Regions from separate parts of the Mus musculus genome. Here region 2 is linked to region 1. A link is a loop called in an ENCODE intact Hi-C map of the cell type or tissue named here. Cell type or tissue: left cerebral cortex. All regions are shown on one strand. Each heading gives the region's core, and the rest is flanking DNA. Links, peaks and the distances in the headings are about the cores only.

Region 1 (10,469 bases), core at 736-8,735:
TCTGAGTCATGTTCTTTCTTAACTAGTCTGCCAAACAAGTTATCTTACTCTAATCCCACGTATAACCAAACTCAACGTGTAACAGTACATACACTTTCCCTTCTTGGGAAAGTCTTTGCTTTCTGACTCCATATCCAACATGCTCAAACATAAAGCTCAAACCCTGGCCATTCCTGAATTCCATGCTCCAGTCTCCAATCCCGAAGCTCAAACACTCATCCTCACTGAAATCAACAGTAATGCTCCCCTTTTCTCCAGGGGATCTGCTAACTTAGCGTTAGCCCTTAGTACCGTACACCTGGACTACTGCTACTGTTTCACCCTACTTGATTTGGCAGCAGTTTAAACGGTTATCAGATTAATCAAGCACATGCCATCCTCATAAGCAAAATCTTTTAAAGACTCTCTGCAGTAGTCCTCAAACCTTTAGACTGTATGTCTCATTGCAACATGTTTGCTTGTTTGTTTATTTTGAGACAGGGTTTCTCTGTGTAGCCCTGGCTGTCCTGGAACTCACTCTGTAGACCAGGCTGGCCTCGAACTCAGAAATCCACCTGCCTCTGCCTCCCAAGTGCTGGGATTAAAGGCGTGCGCCACCACGCCTGGCTCTGTAACATGGTTTTTGAACTGATGTATTTAGTACAAGCATGTATTAAAGATGCTTGGTTTTCATCAAAACTTTGTTTCCAATTAAGCCCCCTGAAAGAAAAATTCAACACATTTGGAGAAATGTGTCTTAACATCTGGTTTTAGTGGAGAAAGCTTCACTGATTTCCGCGTAGTGCTATGTTAATGGGATGCTGGCAGACAGCAACTGAGGTCTTGCTGGCATGGTTTTCTGTGGTGTACAGGTGACTGCAGTCATGGTGACCCTCTCACTGGTTTAGTTCATATAGTGCTGAACAAAGTGAGAACTGACTACACCTGGCAAAACTAAGCAGATCCGGGGATAGGAAAGCTGTTCACACTGACATCAACAGCTCTTGAGCTGGCAATATTTATTTAGTACATTTACTTTTCGGTCATTTCCATCAGGTTTGCAAAAGCTATTTTTAAAGTGTGTTTAGAAATGTTTGATCTCCTGTGATATCAACAGCTGTTTCTCCAACTGATACTTTAATAATTAAAAGAAGGTAGGTCATGCTGTTTCCAAAAATTTTCTTGTAGACAAACTACATCATCATTAATAAACAACATGTTCAGTACAAGAGTTTTTAACTAGAAAACACATTTCCAAGCATGGATTTTCAAAAGAATCTCTGAACAGCACAGTTTTTTGTTTTTTTTTAAAGCAATTTCCTCACTTATCATTAAAATGGACTTGGAAAAGCTGCACTGGTGCTACAAACCTTTAATCCCAGTGCTCTTGAGGCAGAGGCAGGTGCATTTGTAGAAGCTTAAGGCCAGTGGTCCATACAGAAAATTCCAGTCTAGACAGAGGACTGAAGCTCTGAGGGCCAGCAGAAAGAATGGAAACAGGCAACCTAGGGAGGTAAGGGGTGGGAGGACCCTCTAGAATGTACCAGAGACCTGGGAGGTGAGAGATTCTCAGGACTCAAAGGGAGGGACCTTAGACGAAATGCCCTATGATGGAGAGAGGGAACTATGATGGAGAAAGTCTACCTCCAGTAAAAAGACAGGGCATCAAGTTGAGGGATGGGGTTGCCATCCCACAGTCAAAAACTCCTACCCAGAATTGCTCCTGCCTAAAAGAACTACAGGAAGAAAAATGGAGAAAAGCCTGAGGAAAAGGAGGTCCAGTGACAGGCCCAAATTGAGATCCAGCTCAGGGGGAAGCCCCAAGGCCTGACACTATTACTGATGCTATGGTGTGCTTACAAACAAGGGCCTATCATGATTGCTCTCCAAAAGCCCCAACAAACAGCTGAAAGAGTCACATGCAGATATTTACACCCAACCAATGGACAGAAGTTGGTGACCCCTGTGTTTGAATTAGGGAAAAGCTGGAAGGAGCTGAGGAGGGCGACCCCATAAGAAAACCAGCAGTATCAACTAACCTGGACCCCTGAGATCTCTCAGACACTGAGCCACCAACCAGGCAGCATACACTAGCGATATGAGGCCCCCAACACATATAGAGCAGAGGACTGCTGGGTCTGGACTCAGTCAGAGAAGATGCACCTAACACTGCAGAGGCTTGGGCCCCAGGGAGTAGGGAGGTCTGATGGGGTTGGGGTGGAGCAGCGACATCCTCTTGCAGAGGAGGCAGGGTGTGGGATGTTGGAGGGTGGGCTGGGAGGGGGATGAAGTCTGGACTGTAAAAAAAGATTAAAGAATAAAAAACAAAAACACACCTGTCTCAAAAACAAATAAAAGGGGGAAAAGAACTTGGAATAGATTATATACTTTATTTTCTTTTAAAAGTCAAAAGAGAAAGCATGCTATTTAATATTCATAACTACAGAAAAGCTTAACAATTTCAGAAACAATTCATAGTTAGGTCATTCTTAGAACTTTGCCATAATTAAGTCAAGGTACTTCTGCTACAACAAATGTTTTTACAATCTTACCTTTCCTTCTATAAATCACTATACCACACAACAGATGTAGGCTGTAATATACTACACTATTCTAAAGGCAGAAGCCAGTCCCCCCTTGTCAACACTATTCTTCCCCGGAAACACAACATACGGCTGAAATGAGGCTGTAAGTTCATTAGATATCACATAAACAGGTATTAGAGGGCCATGTTTGTCTGTAAACAGGGTCCACTATGTATCCCTGGCTGGCCTGGAACTCACTATGTAGACCAGGCTAGGCTGGAACTCAGAGATCTGTCTGCCTCTGTCTCTGGAGTACTGGAATTAAAGGCTTGAACCACCAAGCTTGGTTCAGTTGGGTTGTTTGTTTGTTTGTTTTTAAAGATAGAAAATCCACACTGATGTTCTAACTGTATCCCTGTATTGTAATGTAGCATCTAAACACCTACTTGTAGAGGTAGAGAACTAAGTTCAAGCCCCCTTATGGTCTTCTATAATTCAGTCTCGCTGTCTCATCAGCTTCGGGTACTTCCTGGAGCTCAGCTCAAGCACCTTCACTCCCTGTCACCTAACCCACCTTGCATTTCCTCCTATGCAGCAGCCTTTCTAGCAGGACTTAACCTTCACCCACATCTACCCAAACCTCACACCCCTTGAAAATATTCATTTTATCTTCTAAATCATAATCGCTGTATCCACTTCCAACTTCCCTCATCTAGTCACACAGAAGCAACTAACACTAGTGCAGCACCTGCCATACATCATAAGCGCTGGGTATGATAGCTTAAAACTCATATAAAACCACATATATTTGTGTAAGGTGCTCTTACACATTAACTAGACACATCAGAACTATCGAGGATATTTCAACAATAAAGCTTCACCAGTACTTACCCAGAATTTAAATCCTGCAGAAAACTTACAAGGAAATAACACTAAATAAAATATAACAGATGTGTTTCTTGCTTTATATTTTAAAGCACTCCAAAAATTTTATTTTCTGTTTTGCTATTATATTTCTATTATAAAAATAAAAATAGCCGGGTGGTGGTGGCGGCGCACGCCTTTAGTCCCAGCACTTGGGAGGCGGAGGCAGGTGGATTTCTGAGTTCCGAGGCCAGCTTGGTCTACAAAGTGAGTTCCAGGACAGCCAGGGCTATACAGAGAAACCCTGTCTCGAGAAAAACGAAAAAACAAAAACAAAACAACACAAATAAATAAATAAATAAAAATAGGGAGATACTGTTGAAAAAAGATGTTACTATAAAGTAGAGTTGTATCTCCTAGCATAAGATTCTGTGTCCCAGCTGTCACCCATTCATTCATTCATTCCGATACTTACAAAGTAGCTATTTATGTGAGTTATTGTCTAAACACTGCATATAGGAATAGGATTCTTTCCTCTCTTTTCAAGCTGATAGGAAAGCCTGCTAATCAGCATGAACCATGAGATAATGTGATAAGCACTGACAAATCCAAACAATGTGTACTGAAAACACAGAAGAGGACACTGATGCGCAGGATGGAGGGCACTTGTAGGGATAAGTATGTAAAGATACGTACATAAGTATAGCTCCAAGACAAAGCCTGAAATGCACCCACATTGGCAAGGGTAACGTAAGCCACTGTCTTAGTTAGGGTTTTACTGCTGTGAGCAGACACCACGACCAAGGCAACTCTTATAAGGACAACATTTAGTTGGGGCTGGCTTACAGGTTCAGAGGTTCAGTCCATTATCATCAAGGTGAGAACATGGTAAAATCTAGGCAGGCATGGTGCAGGAGGAGCTGAGAGTTGTTCTACAGCTTCATCTGAAGGCTGCTAGGAGAATACTTTCTGCTAGGCAGCTAGGACTAGGGTATTAAAGCTCTCACCCACAGTGACACACCTACTCCAACAAGGCCACTCCCTGGGCCAAGCACTATAAACCATGACAGCTCCATCCAGCAATGCACTGTTTGGTGAAAGTGGAAGAAAAAAAAAAGTAATGAGGTTCAAAGATTCAAAATAATTAACGTCAAACTCTGGGGACAAATCTACTTTTCATTTAAGAAATATTACCAAAAAAAAAAAAAAGAAAAGAAATTATTACCATGTAAAACACCTTGGGAGCTGGGGGGGGGGGCCATATACCACACGTTAGCAATGCTAGGGGGAGGAGAGAGAACCTTTAGTAACGCAGACAGGGTTTCTCTCTGTAGCCCCGGCTGTCCTGGAACTCACTCTGTAGACCAGGCTGGCCTTGAACTCAGAAATCCGCCTGCCTCTGCCTCCCAAGTGCTGGGATTAAAGGCGTGTATACGTAACTACTTCCCACTAGAGGAAAATTCTCACAAAGGACGTAGAGGTATGTGCCATCTGCAGTTCTGATCCTCACCAGCCCCGTGTGGACGCAGCCGCCTAGGCGGAGAGGGAAACCGAGACCAGAGCGCTGGCCTCCCGCCCCTTTTACTGCTCGAAAGCTGGCCAGACCCAAAGAATCCGGGAGGAGGCCCCTTCCTCTGTTCCAGTTCCTCTCACCTCTTTGTATGTCCAGCTTGGTTTCGCGGACATAGTTGTCAGGGTTTCGGCTCAGCATTTTCACCTTCATCTTGGCGGCTCTGGGTGTCGGACTCCACGAGCCTTTAAACCGGGCTCGACTTACCGGGGCCAGCACGCAGACACACTACTTCCGCCTTCCGCGGGCTTCCTGTCACGTGGCTCCGCAGAGTGGCAGCCGGATGGCTCAGCTGGACCTCGCGGCGTTCCGTAGTCTCTCCGGCTAGGAGCTGGAGGGGGCGGTCCTTCAGCTGTCGCTCGCGTCTTGACCCGAGGGCGAGCGCGCGCAGCTGTGGGCGGGGCCAGGCCTGCTGGGCGGGGCTAAGCAAGCTCCGCTCTGAGGTTTCTCCTACTCCCCGCTTTGCCGCGGGTGTGACTTGCCTGCAGCAGCGTCCCGGGCTCCGGTCCCGGAAGTGGGCTCGCGTCCTGCGGTTCCAGGCCCCGGGCCGCGACAGTCGCCACGGTGGCGGCCACTACATCACGCCCCACGTCGGCGGCGCTGGACGCCGTAGTGTCGACGAACCCGGAGCCCATGACAGGCCAGGGCCAGTCGGCTGCCGGGTCGGCGGCGTGGAGCGCGGTGTTCCGCCACGTCCGGTACGAGAACCTGGTGGCTGGCGTGAGTGGCGGGGTCTTGTCCAACCTGGCGCTGCACCCGCTCGACCTCGTGAAGATCCGCTTCGCTGGTAAGAGCCTGCCCACGTCCCGGGCGGCTTCCCTTGCTGCCAGCCCCAGCGAAGCACTTACACGCAGAAGAGACATTAGTCTCCCCAGACTCTACTACAAGGGGGAGAGCCCCTAAGATGATGCTGTGCACCCTGCGTTACCTGGAGCTAGGATTTAGGAAGGGGACCCCGGCTTTCCCTGTGTCTCCTAACCATAAAGGATAGGGAAAGTGGGTGAAGTTTGAGAGAAAGGAGGTTGTCACATTTGACCCTCATGTTCACGAGTCATTCACTCTTTGGGGTAATTTGAAGTCTTAGGGCAGCCACGTGTTTGGCTGTATAAAGTCAGACGAAAGTACAAGTGTGTGAGCCGGTGCTTTGTCACCTTCGGAGAGTAAGGTCATAGTTTGGGATTAAAATATTCACTAAAGTTTCTTTAGTTTGCAGTATTTAAAAATATGCATTGTCTGGTGAAGGAAGGAGGAGCTTCTACACTCTAAATAACTGTATTAAAGTGTGAATTAAGTATATGGAAATTAGCACGGCATTTTAGGAATTAATACCAAGTTGCATTACATAGGTGAGCCTTGGTAACTATTTAGAAACCATTTCTGTTATTTCATTTATTACAAACTAAATTTTTCCAGAAAATCAAATCTTTAGAGATGGATTTAGTAGAGCATTCTAATTTTATTCGATTTACTTGATGTATGTGTCTTAATGTTGAACAGTGGAGTCGAACTAAGAAGTACCAACAGTTTCTTATCGTTAGGAAACTTAAAAATGTAATTACCCTAAGATATATAAAAGGATTCTACACAACATGAAATCAGTTGCTAAGTAGAATAAATTCAAATACAAAATAAGAGCACAAATAGGCTATATAAAAAGACTATATAAGGAAAGCTGGGGCTGGAGAGATGACTTAGCCTTTCCACAGGACCCACATTGAGTTCTCAGCACCCACTTTGAGCAGGTGGCTCCCAACTGTCTATAATTCTGGCTTCAAGGAAACCTAACATCTCTGGACTCTGCCAGCACATGCACATACCCACCCAGGGGCACATATGAAATATGAAATGATAAAGTAAATATTAAAAAAATAAACATAGGTGGCTTGTATGTATCTGTAAAGGTTCCATATTAAAGTCCTCAACAGGATTAATATTTTGACAGCTAGAGGAGACAAGACATTCCGTGGTGGAGAATGTGTGGTACCTGTGGAGTGTATTCTAGAAAAGACACCGCAGAGAAATAATTCCATGGAGTTTGATATGCAACTATAAATAATTGTTATAATAGTTGCAAACATTGATAACTAACTTTGATTGAATGTATAATAGGCATTTATTATGACCTTTATGAAGCTGATAATGGTAGGGGTTGAGTAAGTTGTCCAAGTCACAAGATGGTAAATAGCAATCTGAGGTTTGGGTTCAGCACTTTCACTCTGAAACTACCCTGCACTTACCCTCTCCCCGTAGCACCTCTAAGTCCCTGCTAACAGTGACTTGAATGTGAATAGATAGTCTTGGACTTCTTGAGATGAAGGTCTGTGGCTTGGTGTCCCTCTGACACAGCTTTCTCTAGGAGCAGAAGATGAGGCGCTGAAACTGAGGGTTGGCCAGGTTGGGATTTGGACAGTGCTACAGAGCTGACTAGTTTGAGGAAAGGCAGTTCTTGGTACCTGAGAAGATTCATTACCTTAGCGTGAGAAGAGTATTGGAAACTTGTAGGGTAGATAAAGTGGTTAGTTACAGAATAAGGGATTAAGGGTAGATAGTAACTCCTAGTTGAAGTCCTTCCCACAGCAGAGCAAGCGTGTGTAGTGGTAAAGCCGGCAGTTTGACTGAATGGCGAAAGGAAGAACTGAGGAAGATGAACAGTGAAAGGTTGTGTCGGTGTTTTAGTTAGGGTTTCTATTGCTGAGATAACACACCATGACGAAAGCACCCTGGGAAGGAAAGGGTTCATTCCTTATAGCTTTCTCATCCATCATCCAAGGAAGTCAGGGCAGAAACTCAAGGCAGCAGCCTGGAGGAGGAGCTGATGCAGAGACTGGAGGAGTGCTGCTTACTGGCTTACTCCTCATGGCTTGCTCACCTGCTTCTTGTGTAACTAAGACTTCTTGCAGCGGGGGTAGAATTGGGGGCGGCATCCCCACCTCCACACTGTGGGCTGGGCTCATCCCTACTAGTAGTCAAGAAAATGTTCTAAACTTGCCTGCAGGCCATCTGGATGAAGGCACTTTCTCAACTGAGGTTCCTCTTCCCAAATAACTCTAGCTGTGCTGAGCTGACATAAACCAATACAGTCATCAATAGGCATCAGTACTGAATAATGCCGACATTTTGTGCTTCCATATAATTAAGCCCACTTATTAAAATTACTGTCTAGCAATGGTGAGGAAGGCTAATCCTGAATGCATATGCTGTAAAACCAAACAATTCATTGACTCCTAAGTAAACTGGAGCTCCAGTGTTAACAGTTAAAAAAAAAAAAAGTAAAAATGTTATGTGAGAAAGGTGAAGGAATTCGTTAAGCTTCATATGGGAAGGGCCGTGCTCACTGTGAATTGGTCCTAAGAAAAGTTACAGGGATGCAGAATTAGGCCTGGCAAAGTAGTGGTACCCTCTGCAATGAAACACAAAGCGGCTGAGGCAGATGCTATTGAAAGAGGTTGGGAATGGGCATTGAATAAGCTCAGTGATTGACTGCTACCGTAGGTCTTAGGCACATAGGTCATAAGCTCAAAACCTAGTATCACACACACACACACTCACACACACACACACACACACACACACTCACACACACACACACACACACACACACACACGCTCACACACACACACACACACACACACACACACAAGTAGAGACAAACCATCCACATAGAGCACAAGGGAAGGGGATGTATTAACTAAGTAAGAAACAAGGTCTTCAGGTGTGACCGAGAAAAGGAGGGTAACTAAGCCAGCACATGAAACACTTTCTCCTGGGATGGTGGGACTACATAGTTTTTAAAGCCAGTGTACTTGTTGCTGTTCTTCAAAAAGAATTTAAAACTTAATGTCTTCTGTCTTGGCTCCTTCAATATACCAACTTTTTTGTTCAGTTACTGCCTCCTGGAATCTTTCAGTGTTAAACCACTAGCCATTACGGTGATGTGCTTTCATGAAATTCCTCAGGTCATTTAGACTAGAAACTCACTGTGTATACAACTTCTATGTGACAGCAGGAAGACTCATTCAGGTCTTCATCTCTTGTTTTCTCTGCCTTCAAATTCATTCTACCTGAGGACACCACAATTTCCTTTTTTTTTTTTCAAACATGTTTGTATATACTTAATGAAATTTTTTGCCTTGATAGTAGAGCAATTACTATATTTCTCTTTTGTTGAGCCCAGACCTAGCCAAGGCTGGTCCTTGGCATTTTTTTTTTAAATTAGAAAAAGAAAGTAGCATTTCCTTCATCAAAACATGTATGTGATTATTTTAGGTTCCTTCCCCCCCTCCCCAAGTACCTTTGTAGTTTGAGCTGCAACAAAATACCACAACAAACAGTTTGGCTTAAGCAACAAAAGGATTATTTTTCTCTTAGGGATTTGGGGACTGGAAGGATCACCAGGATCAAGAAGCTAGTCAGGTTGGTTTCTAGTGAGAGCTCTCTCCTTGGCTTACAAATAGCCCTTTAATCTTAATTCCTTCCTTAAAGGCCCTGTCGTCTGTGTAGTCCTGTTCAGAACTACAACTTTACCTGAACTTTGGAGATAATGCAGTTCACTCCTGAACAGCTCTCACCACCCTTCCTTCCAAACTAATATTCCTTCCTCCACCAGTCCAACATTTGTGCCCCCAAATCTCCAGTTTTCTTCCCAAAAGATGTCCTATCTAGCTATAAAACTTTTCCACCTTCTGAAGACCAGTGCGTAACCATTCTTATCTGTTATTCACACAGTTATTACTAAGATTAACTTCTTAAAACAGTAAAGCAAGCATTGGTTTATGGCCATGAAAAGCAGGGGTGTTTACCTTTTGTCTCACAATTGAATTGTGAGCTTATTATTGAGAGAAAACTGGAAAGCTGCCCAGAACAAGGAAATCTGTACAGAATGAGAGGCACAAAACCCAAGGGGCACATCAGAAGCGTGTATGCTGCAAAATGCCTCTCCTGGGCAAATAACCCTGCTATCTGAAGGTTTGTGTTTTGTGTAAACCTTACAAAACTTAGGATGATGTACCCACTTTACAAAGGAGGATGCTGGAGCTCAGTGAGGGTAAGATCATGTAATTAATAAAGGAACTGTGATATCCAGCCCAGGCTTCTGAAGCCCGGTGCACTTTAATCTCATTTCGTAGTGTAATGTTGACAGGTTAATGACGAAAGAACTGACTGTTCCACCTTGGCGTGGCACTGGTAAACACAGATGATTCTTCTTTGCCAGGCTCCATTCAGTACAGTGTAGGTGGGGGCAGAGGACTGGACATGCTTACATGGAAAGGACTATGATTTGTGTGACCTCTTTTGGCAGGTACTTTTCACTGTATTTTAAGTTTACATTTATACCCTTTAACCTATATCACTCCCTTTCTAGTGGCTACTGATAAAGAAGTAATAAGAATCTATACAAATCGCTTTTTAGGATATCCCTTAGAGAACATTTTACTAGTAAGAAGATGCGCAAACCAGACAGAGGGAACAGGGCATACAAGAGAGGGCAGTGGGAGAGAAGGCTGAAATAGAAACAGTATAAAAGCCGAGT
Region 2 (10,469 bases), core at 1,393-9,392, 84 kb before region 1:
AATAATAAGAAAACTTCAAGTTAAACTACAGTGGCATATTTATTACTGAAATTCTGACCAAGCTTACCACACACGGAGTTGGCAAGGAAGTAGGAAAGTCTCCTCGGTATACATACTTCCTCTTCCAAAATAAATTTGGTAGTATTTATTGAAGTTTACTGACTCATTAAAAGAACAATTTATTTCTAAAAATTTAGCCCAAAGATACAGTCTCCACATTAAAAACAGTGTATCAAAGTACTGTCTCCAGTGGAAAACAAAGACAACCAAAGTATCTAAAAGTATGTCATTAGTTCAAGAAATTTCGAAACATTCAACAAATGGGACAGATACTGACACTTAACCCAGTGTGGAATTCATTTCCCAAAATGCAGGACGCATTTGCACTTCTTTGTACACAAATACACATACATGCATGAGCACTAATATATAAACACATCTAGTTACATGAGTATATATATTTGTACCTCAATTTTATCGTGCAAAGAATAAATGTTCTAGTAACAATAATTGCACATAGGCAAATTGGTAAATAAGATATTTTGTAGCAAAAGTATATATTATCTATTAAATAAAAATTGTAAATTAACTTCAGAAACCACTTATAAAATTGCACTATTAAAAAATTTAAGCTGGATGTGGTGGCGCATACATGGATATTACCAGCACTTGGGAGGCAGAATCGATCAGATCTGTGTGAGTTTGAGGCCAGCCTGGTCTACACAGTTAATTCCAGGACAGCCAGGGCTATGTAGAAAGACCCTGTCCTAAAATAAAATAAAATAAAATAAAATAAAATAAAACATTAGCCAGAAACTGTAGCATATACCTTTAATACTAGCCTAGCACTTGGGTGGCAGGGACAGGTGGATCTCTGAGTTTTAAGGCCAGTCTGGTCTATGTACCAAATTCCAAACAAGCCAGGGCTACAAAGCAATACCCTGTCTCAAGCATAAATAAATGAATTAAACTAAGTACAATAAAACATTTATAACTCCTCATATGTGTATACAGTATGTACTTGTTAACTTAATCTGTCATGGATGTGCTTTATTCTTTCGATTTGAGGAACATGTTGTCCTATCAACATTAATAGAAAGCCCAAGCTGAGAACAAAGACAATACACATCTCCTGAAAAGCATAAATAGGTGTGGTAGCTCAATGACTGGTCATCCCAGCACTTGGGATTAGAAAGGCAGAGGCAGAAGAATCATTTAAGGTCAACCTGGGCTACACAGAAAGACACTATCAAATGAAAGAAAGGGAGGAAAAGAGCGGAAAAGATTTTAAAAAAAAAAGTAGGGAGAAAGAGAAGGAAGAAGTGTTCAAAATACTTTGTATAAAAAGACTATGTTGCGAACATAATAAAACCACATTACACATTTCCTGAATACCTTTCTACTTGATTTTTAGTCAGACCAAAATAAAATAAAAACAAAAGACAATGGTAATACACAGTCCCTAAATAGTTTTTCTTTCAAAACAATGAATCGTCTTTTTTCCACAGAATGAGTGAACTGTTTCATTTGCATGGTAGTTCAGCTCAACATTACTTCCTAGGTACCTATTATGTGTTAAGATGCCAAGGAGCAAGATAACCAGTGACTCCTCAAGGCTCAGGGCTGAACCGGCTGCAGGAATTCATGTAAGGGCACTTTTGTTTTCTTTTGTTTTAGTAATTAACAAGGGGGTTAGTGGGATATAAAATGCTTTGAAAAATACAGTACCTCATTCACATGGAAGATAGTATTGTTTGATAGACAGAAGACTTCCTGGGTATGTATGCATAGCTGGGCCTTAAAGAAATCACTGATAATGAAGTACGAATCATTTCTAATTACTCAGTCTCTTAAAAGAGAATTCAGTGTGGTGGCCTCAACTTGTTTTGATGGCTCACCTTTCTTATTGAAAACATCTCAGGCATGATCTCTTAATGTATGCATTTATTCATAAATTATATTCATGTTAGTATTAGCTGACCATACTAAGCATTAATGGGGCTTAGTCTTTTTTTCTTCAAAGATGGGACTATATGTTTAATCTGTTCTTGTATTCCAGTATATCATCTTGTGAATCCCTTGGGTATACACATCTTACTTTGAATAATATTTAGTATGGATACTGAGACTCACAGATCACACAAAATATTTTTATCCAGCCTTCAATTTCTTCACACATCAAACTTATTTTTATTATGATAGTTAAAGAGTAGCAGATACAAATTTGAATTTTAGTTTACTTCTCTGTGCCTATGACCTTCTCTCAGGAAAGATGCTAGCTAACATTCAGTTAAATGACAGACAGTTTAGTGAGGAGCTGATATATGGTCCTAGATTTTCAAGAGAAAGAGTAAACACAACTATCAGGATTATTTTTTCTACACAGCATATTTGTTATTTAACACCCAAGGCTGGAAACATATTATTTAATAAATGGTCAAATTTTTTCAAACTGATTTGCCTCTTGTTCCTGCAATACTATTATAAAGTTTACTCTCAGTTTCCTTGTCCACTCTCATTTCAAAAACATTTTAAAGAACATTTAAAACTATGTGAATAACTACTTAAATCTGAGTCTATATTTCTCGTTGATGTGATTTCACATATTATATAGCTATATTTAGAGACTGTGTCTGGCTAAATAAAGTGAAATAAATATACAAACATATATTTGCAAAATATGGAGGTTTACTTAGAGATGTGCACATATATACTTGACCTGGAAAACCCTTTTTAAACATCTATTCAGTAAAATACGCTCTTCATTTTGAGCAATTTGTAGTTCAGTACTCAAACAGTCACTAAAATGTCCATATATTGAAACTGTGAATAAAAACTACATAAGATTAACTAGCCAATAAACACTATGCTTCAGTTTACTATAAATAAAACCCCATTTCCATTTAAATATGTAGGTCAAAGAAATAAAGCCATATTTTATTTGAGCATCATTTTGGCAACACTGATTTTCAGCAACTATATTAAGAAGTGTAAATTTATATATCTGAATATAAATCGTAATGATCAGAATCTTAGCACATACTAGTATATAGATTAAAGTTGAGCAAAGTTAGAGTATGCTCAAAAAGCTTTTTTAAAAACTATTTTTATTATTCCATAGTTTAAACTGATTAAATTTCTTAACTTTTTATTCCTATCCTATGACCATGAATAAGCCAAATTCCCTAGTAAATATTCAAACCTAAAAATTAGTATTGAAGCAATTCCTAATTGTTCTTTTATTATTTTGTGAGAACTTGTATCTTTTAAAGATATATATCTATTTGATATGTTTGTTACCATAGGTTATGTAAAATCTGCTTCACTAAAATGTGAGAAGATGTACATCTAGACAAGGTGTGTTTTCATTTGTAAAAAAAAAAAATACTGAATTCAACAACCTGTTTTCAAAATAAGTGGTGAAGGTCAGTAAGCTATTTCTTTTCAAGGAGGAAGTCAACGCTTTTAGTTGTGTGTTTCTATAGCGATTATGGGAAAGTGTATTCGGTGACATGCAAGAGAACTGCCCTCCCTCTCTTTAGGCATATACAGGTTAATTTTTATAGTGAGTAACGACTTGGACAAACATTAAAGGGTTACAGATCTTTACAGATCCAGACAATGACTTTCCAGAAGCAACCGAGATATAAAAAATCATAAAACATTTAAAAGCAAACCTGTAGAAACAATCTCAGCTACAGTGCTACACTGACAAGGAATCCCAAAGTAAAGGAAAACTCATTCTGGACAGTTCCCTGGTGCTGAAGTTACACCGCCTCTAAACCGATGCTTGGGTGCTACTTTCACGCCTCCCACCCTCGCCAAAACCCCGCTGGCTGGACTGTGAGCAAACATAGTAGAACTTCACAAGCAGGGAGCAACCCAAACTGCCACGATGGTAGGAAGTGGAGTCTCCTCGGGATCCTACAGATTTACTAGTTGCAAACAGGAAGAACAGCAGCAGAGTGCAGGGTGTTAGCACCCGCCGAGGGGGAGGGGCTGGAAGATGGCGGCGGCCGCACACCCACCCGAGACGAGACGAGACCGCGCTTAGGCCCCCTCGCCCGCCCCGCAGCCTTCCTGTCCGCTGCGACCGTGGGCAGCGCAGCTCCTCCCGGGGCTGGGGACGGAGCCGGCCCTCGCAGGCGCGGGACGAGCGACCCCGGTGGCACCGGCACCCCGGGCCTGGGCGCTTCACCCGGGTCCGGCCCGGGAGCACCTGTGCACGGCCATATTGGATTCCTTGCCCCAGTCACTGCCTCCGCGCGGGGGCGGCGGGAAAGGAAATGGGACGCGAGGAGCCAGGGTTCAGCCTCATCCCGGGAGCCGAAGTGGCCCGCGGGGAAAGCCGGAGGGCGCCGGGGAAACCGCCGCCTCCCCGAGCTCGCCACCGTCACCTCAGCCGGCCTCGGCGCCCTCCCTCCGCGACACACACCCCCGCGGCTGACAACTAGAAAGCGACCCTGGCGGCCGCGGGCCGCAGCCCTCGTGGCCCCCGCGCCACCGGCGGGGAGGAAAGGCGGCGATCCCCGGCGCGCGGGCGGTCGCGGGGAAGCGGCCGAGGGGGGCGGAGGGCAGGGAGGGAGGCGGGAAGATGGAGCCGGGTCCTTACTTGAGCACGGACTGCTCCTTCTCCTCTTCTTTCTTCTGACGATCCATGACAGCCAGGATGATTTTCCTCTCCTCTTCCGTGAGGTGGCTGAGGTCCGGCATCTCGGGCTGCGGAGGAGGTTGAGAGGCCGCCGGGGTGGGAGCCGGGCGGCCCCGGGGCCCGAGCGGAGCCGACATGTTTGGCGGAGCCGAACCACCCTAGGGAAGCAGGGAGGCAACTCCGCTGGCAGCCGCGGCTCGGGCGCGGGCGGCTGGGGCAGCCTCCGGGGCTGGGACAAATGCATACAAATCAATGGCCTTCAATCCGAGGCGACAGCCCCCCTCCCCCAGGAAAGAAGGCAGGGGGAGGGGAGGGCCGAGGGGGGAGGGCTGAGGAGTGCGCTCGGGGAAATGTTTCTTCTTCCCGGGGGCGAAGGGCTGCCAAGTGAGCGGTTCGCGGGAGCGAGGAGCTGGAGGCCCCGACGCCGAGTGCGCGGAGCGGCGGGGGAGGGCGGTGGAGTAAGGTGGCGGGGACGGCTGAGGGTGGGGTGACTGGAGGGAGGCGGCCGCGGGCCGGGGCGCGAGTGTCCGGCGCGGCGGCGGAGCGGAGCGGGAAGCGCTGCCCGCGAGCCCGACCCCTGGGGAGTCCCGGGAACTCGCCCCGAGCGCCCGGAGGCGGCGAGAGCGGCCGTCCCGCCGGCTGGCGCGTCACCGGGCTCCGGGGCTCCGCGAGGGAGGACCCCTCCGGGAACCACGAGGCGCGGGCTGCGGCAGGGGACCCCAGCCCCCACCCCGGCCCCAGACGGCCGATCTTCCGGCCCGCGGCCCGCGGCTGCCAACGCCCGGACCCAAGTGAGCTCGCGCGCGCCGCGGGGCCGGCCGCCCGCCGCGCCTCATCACGCGCCCGCCCGGGGTCCCGCCGCCGCCGCCCCCAGTGTCCGCGGAGTCGGCGCGGCGGGCCCGCTAGGTGCACTCGCCCGCGCCGCCTCTGCCTCGCCGACTCTTCCCGCCGGGCCCGTGTCCCCTGCGAACCGCCCAGGCCCGGACTCGGCCGACGCTCGCCCCGGACCCTGCTAACGGCTGGGGCGGGGCGGGGAGCTGTGAGGAGCAGGGCGGCGAGGGAGCGGGCGCCCCGGGGTGCGGGGCTGTGGGCGGTGGGGGCGGGAGGATCTCAGGTGGCTGGCGCCGAGCCTGAGGGACCGGGCGCCCCCCGAGCTGTCCCGGGCGGGGTACTGGACCCTGGACGAGGGAAGATCGGAGCAGGTGGGTGTCCCTGCGGTGTCAGCGGCCCGGGACTCGCAGCGGGGAAGAGCCTGAGGGAGTGGAAAGGACCTGGGCGGGAGTGCGGAAGTTCTGGAAAACTGGGTTGTCGGTACCCGCTGCACGGAGAGGTACAGAAGACAGGATGCTGGGGCGGTTTGCCCGAGGCGATTGGAAGGTGTAAGAGGGAAAGGGTCAGATCACGTCCCCGGAGGAATCGGGCCGTTCAGCCCCTTTCTGCCGGTCACTCTAATCTAGAGAAGAGTCGTTATTGGAGCGTTAGCCTGATTTTAGAAAGCCTGGAGACAGGCTCAGTCAAAGAACAGAAGAAAACCGACTCCAATAGGAGGGAGGTGGCCACCACCGGCGCGGGCTCTCAGAGAAGCCCAGCGCAGCCCAGACAGCTCTCCCTCGGGGCGGGGCGAGCCAGCTGAGGTGATCTGGATCACCCCCTCTTCCTCTTCCTGCCACTAGACAGGTGCTTGGTTAGCAAGGTTACAGTGTTCGTGCGTGTGTATGTACACACCCCTACCACGCCTTCCACACTCGCACTGCTTAGTACTAGGCCAGGTTATAGGCTGGTGAGTAAAACCTTCGGGGTTTGTATTGTATTTACGTGTAGTAAGCTCTCTCCCTCCTTTGTTCCCCAGGTACCATCTGACTAGTCTCAGTTTGAGAGAACTGGGAACAGACAAAGCGGCACTACATGTCTCTTGTGATTTCTAAGCTGAAATATCTATATTGTTTTTCTCCCATCCTTTGTAACTAGAAAGAAAAAAATGGAAACGTTTGCTTATGTTTTGTTTCATATTATTATTACTACTGTTCATTGCTACTACCATTCACCTGTTTTCAACCGGATTCATAATCCAAATTAGCTTTCACTGCTTTGTGCAAACCAAATGAGATCATATTAGCCCAATTGATTTAAGTGTTTTACAGTTGAAGAATTTTTATAAATCTCTAATCCAGCCTCATCAATAGGAAATTGAAGACCAAGATCAGAAGATGTATAAGTATGGTAAATAATAGAGCTGGAGCCAGACTCTAGAAACTAAGTATAATTTAAGACTATCATGCATGGTTTTTAAAGTTAAGACACGAAAACGTGGGTCACTTTAAAATACTTGAACCTAACCCTAGAGCAAATGGATCAGCTTCTAGAACTTAGACCTTAGTCGTGGATACACTTTGAAAATACCCCAGACCACTAATGTCTAGCAAAGGTTGGGGGCCATATATTCTAAGGAAGAAAACACTTCTAAAGAAAATTGAGTCTGTTACCTAAAATTCAAATGCTAAGTTTTATTATACACACACTCCTTTCTTGTCATGCATGGCTGTTACCAAACAGTTGGTATACGTACAGCTTTAACCTAGGAAACACAAACCGCCAGAACACGGTAAATCTCCCTTTAAATGAGACGATAGAACTATAAATACTAGTGTTCCACCTTATTTCTGTTTCCATTTTTAAAAATACCATCCTTCAAAACCCAGCCAACATCATCATCCCAACAGGATCAGAACCCAGAATACACAAACACTGCTGAGTCTGAAGATTCTGAGGTTAAAATAGCTTAGTTATTTCAAATATGTTAAATGTGAACTTGAAAGCAGTTATTCAGATTGGGGAAATGTGGGTTCATTTGCAGCAGACAGTCACCTTCTGGGACCTACATTATTTTCTGCCAGTCATACAGTGTTCTGAGGTCTGTTTCCCTGTCCCACCCCTTCGTCTCCCTGGACAAGACAGTGCCAGTACTTGAAACCTAGTAGGCATGAACCTGAATCTATGCCACAACTGATATAGGAGTGTGAATGGGCTGACTAGGATTCTCTGTTGTTTGGCGGTTTGTTGTTGCTGCTGCATATGTTTTATTCTGCTGTTGTAGTCTTTTGCTACAAGTGAGTTTTTCTTATTAAAGGAAATTCTTAGAAGTGGAAGTACATAAAATCAGCTGTCATTAGTCAAGTACCTTTACAAAGTGAAAGTTTGGCACTTTTATATCATACAGAGAGATATATACATGATGTATATCATATAGAGCTTTAAAATGGGTTGTAGCCTAGGTGATCTACTTTTAAAGTAGTCACTCAATTTAAGATAAGGTTGCTATGCTCATAATGAAATGAAATATTGTCACAAGGCTTGGTTTTCCCAAAATATGGATCTTAGAGATGTCCGTTTTATTCTAGTTTGTGTTTACCTGAAATGTTAGTCGTATCTTACTTTGTCATATATGGAATTCTATTTTGCTTGGACATATCTCTCAGTAGGTGAACACATTTGTAGTAGATTCAAAATGCAATGTTCTTGCTTAATTTTAGAAGTAACTGTCTGTTATTACTGAATTTGGGTTCCTGTAGGTTTATAACCCCTGTGAGTCTGTGAACTCTCATTTTGCATAATGATAAGAACTATTTATAATCTACTAGGTAAGTATTAGGAGGCATACCTGAAGTATAAAACTATAAAATAATCACATTCTTGTCATGTACTAAGGCCTCAGTATTCTGCCATGAAATCTGGATACCTCACAAGGATACCTCACAAGACTCAGAATCACTTCTGCTCTACTGTGGATAGATGGTTGTTAGTCTACAGCTTATCCCGACAGCTCTAGATGATTCTGTCTTGCAGCACTGCATGAGAAGCACTCTGGATTGTGTTATGTGGCTTGGTAGTTGGTCACTTGTTCTTGTTAGTTTTGTCAATTTGACACAAACCCTTCAGGTCTCCTGGGAAGAGAGAATCTCAACTAAGGAATTGCCTCTATCAAAATAAACTGTAAGAAGTGAGGGTGTGTTTTCTTGATTTATGATTGATATAGAAGGCCCAGGACATTATGGGAAATGATAGCCCTGGGCAGGAATTCTGGGTTTTATAAGAAAGCAAGCAGAGCCAACTAGTAAACAGCATTCCTCCATGGTGTCTGCTTTAGTTCCTGCCTCCTGGTTCCTGCTATGAGTTCTTGCCTTGGCTTCCCTGATGATAGTCTGTAACCCATAAGTCAAGTCTTAAAGTTGCTTTTGTCAGACTTTTATCATAGTAACAGAGACACAAACTAAAACAGAAATTGGTACCTGAAGTAGGATTTGAAGAGGCATAAGCTCAGGTCTTTAAATGCTTAATCCCAATTAGTAGTGCTGTTTGGGAAGGTTTAAGATGTACAGTCTTGCTGGGGGAAGTATATCACTGGAGGAAGTATATCACTGGGGGAAGTATATCACTGGAGGAAGTATATCACTGGAGGAAGTATATCACTGGGGGAAGTATATCACTGGAGGAAGTATATCACTGGAGGAAGTATATCACTGGAGGAAGTATATCACTGGAGGCTGCTTAGAGACTGTTTAGTCTCACCCTATCTCCACTGTGGTCTCTCTCTCTCTCTTTCTCTCTCTCTCTCTCTCTCTCTCTCTCTCTCTCTCTCTCTCTCTCTCCTCTCTACTTTCAATAAAAACTATCTTTGTTCCCTGCTCCTATGCCATGCCTGCTGCTCCCCATTGTACTTTAGCACTATGGCTGACTGTTACCTTTTTTGGAATCATAAGCCCAAATAAATTCTTTTATAAATTGCTTTGGTCATGGTGTTTTATCACAGCAACCGAAAAGCAACTAAAACAGTCAGAATGTGTGCATCCCTGGATTCAGTCCCCAGCACCACATGGGCAGATAATGAGCAAGCATCCTAAAACAACTCAGCACCACGCAGGTCAAATAGTGAGATGGCTCTCTCCTGTCTGCAGTACCAATGAACTCATAGCTGCTCTGCAGGGGCCGCCTCACCACCTGGTTAGTGCTCCCATGCTACTCCCATGCCTCCATCGCACTATTGCTTCCTTTCACTGTCACATTTACCCAGCTAATACCCTTTTCAGAGCCCCACCCCCCATCCCTCCAACCTCCTTCCCCTTTCCCCCCCCCCCCCCCAGTACTTGCTTCCCTCTGATGACTGTATCCTCACTGTAAATTGAAGGACTTTCACTTCAGCTTATCATTGAATGTGCACTTCCATCTACTACAATATGAGGAATTTTACTAATATATCCCAAGCACCTAGAATAATACATGGCTCATAGGTGGGTGCCTCAACAAGTATTCAGTTAATTGCTTTCTGAGAAGAAGATTTATCATTACTGACTTGAACTGGACTTGAGAACCTGAAAAGGCAATCTGAAAAAGAAGAGGAAATGAATGCAAAGAAACTAACTTTGTTTCAGGTCCTGGCTGCATCTCTGTCTTTACCTACTGTTGGTGGACACATCCCCTGTTCTGTGACAATCTTCTGGCCCTCTGATGTCTACAACTTTCAAATGCTTTTCTCTCGGTTTGGCCTACCTTTTCAGTTGTATGTCTGCAATATTCTCAGCCTTTTTCTCCTTCCATCTATTTGCCCCAGGCTCTCTTACCAATGTGCATATCCTGCTTATAGATAGCATGTGTTGCAGTATGCCTTACCAATTTCCTTGTCTACATCCTCAACTGAACCATGAACTTCTTTAATAGCAAGGAATGCACTTTCTTCATGTTTCTCCAAGGGCCTGTTAAAGTGCCTGGTGTAGTACAGCAGCTCAGTATATGTATGCTGAATAGGTACACGAACAGCTACAAG

Evidence for each region. A loop is a pair of places that touch in the nucleus more often than their neighbours do. Peaks named below come from ENCODE experiments on the same cell type or tissue, not always from the same donor. Only the 100,000 strongest peaks of a DNase experiment are listed, where the experiment ranks them.
Region 2: a loop joins it to region 1, with 6 times the contacts of the local background. A loop is called at or near these places in 7 of 42 quality-filtered maps.

What each region holds. Positions count from the first base shown.
Region 1 is chr15:39,107,604-39,118,072 of GRCm38, reverse strand. It overlaps Slc25a32 (solute carrier family 25, member 32), which reads left to right and starts at 5,357. Exons shown (of 7, transcript NM_172402.3): 1 at 5,357-5,725. The coding sequence starts at 5,572. It overlaps Dcaf13 (DDB1 and CUL4 associated factor 13), which reads right to left and starts at 5,199. Exons shown (of 11, transcript NM_198606.2): 1 at 5,022-5,199. The coding sequence starts at 5,091. In left cerebral cortex, for the core only: no CTCF peak of the experiment used is centred there; a DNase peak (open chromatin) is centred at 5,270; H3K4me3 peaks cover 2,049 bases; H3K27ac peaks cover 1,016 bases.
Region 2 is chr15:39,192,682-39,203,150 of GRCm38, reverse strand. It overlaps Rims2 (regulating synaptic membrane exocytosis 2), which reads right to left and starts at 4,865. Exons shown (of 27, transcript NM_053271.2): 1 at 4,613-4,865. The coding sequence starts at 4,788. In left cerebral cortex, for the core only: no CTCF peak of the experiment used is centred there; DNase peaks (open chromatin) are centred at 3,936, 4,898, 5,941 and 6,273; H3K4me3 peaks cover 3,298 bases; H3K27ac peaks cover 2,159 bases.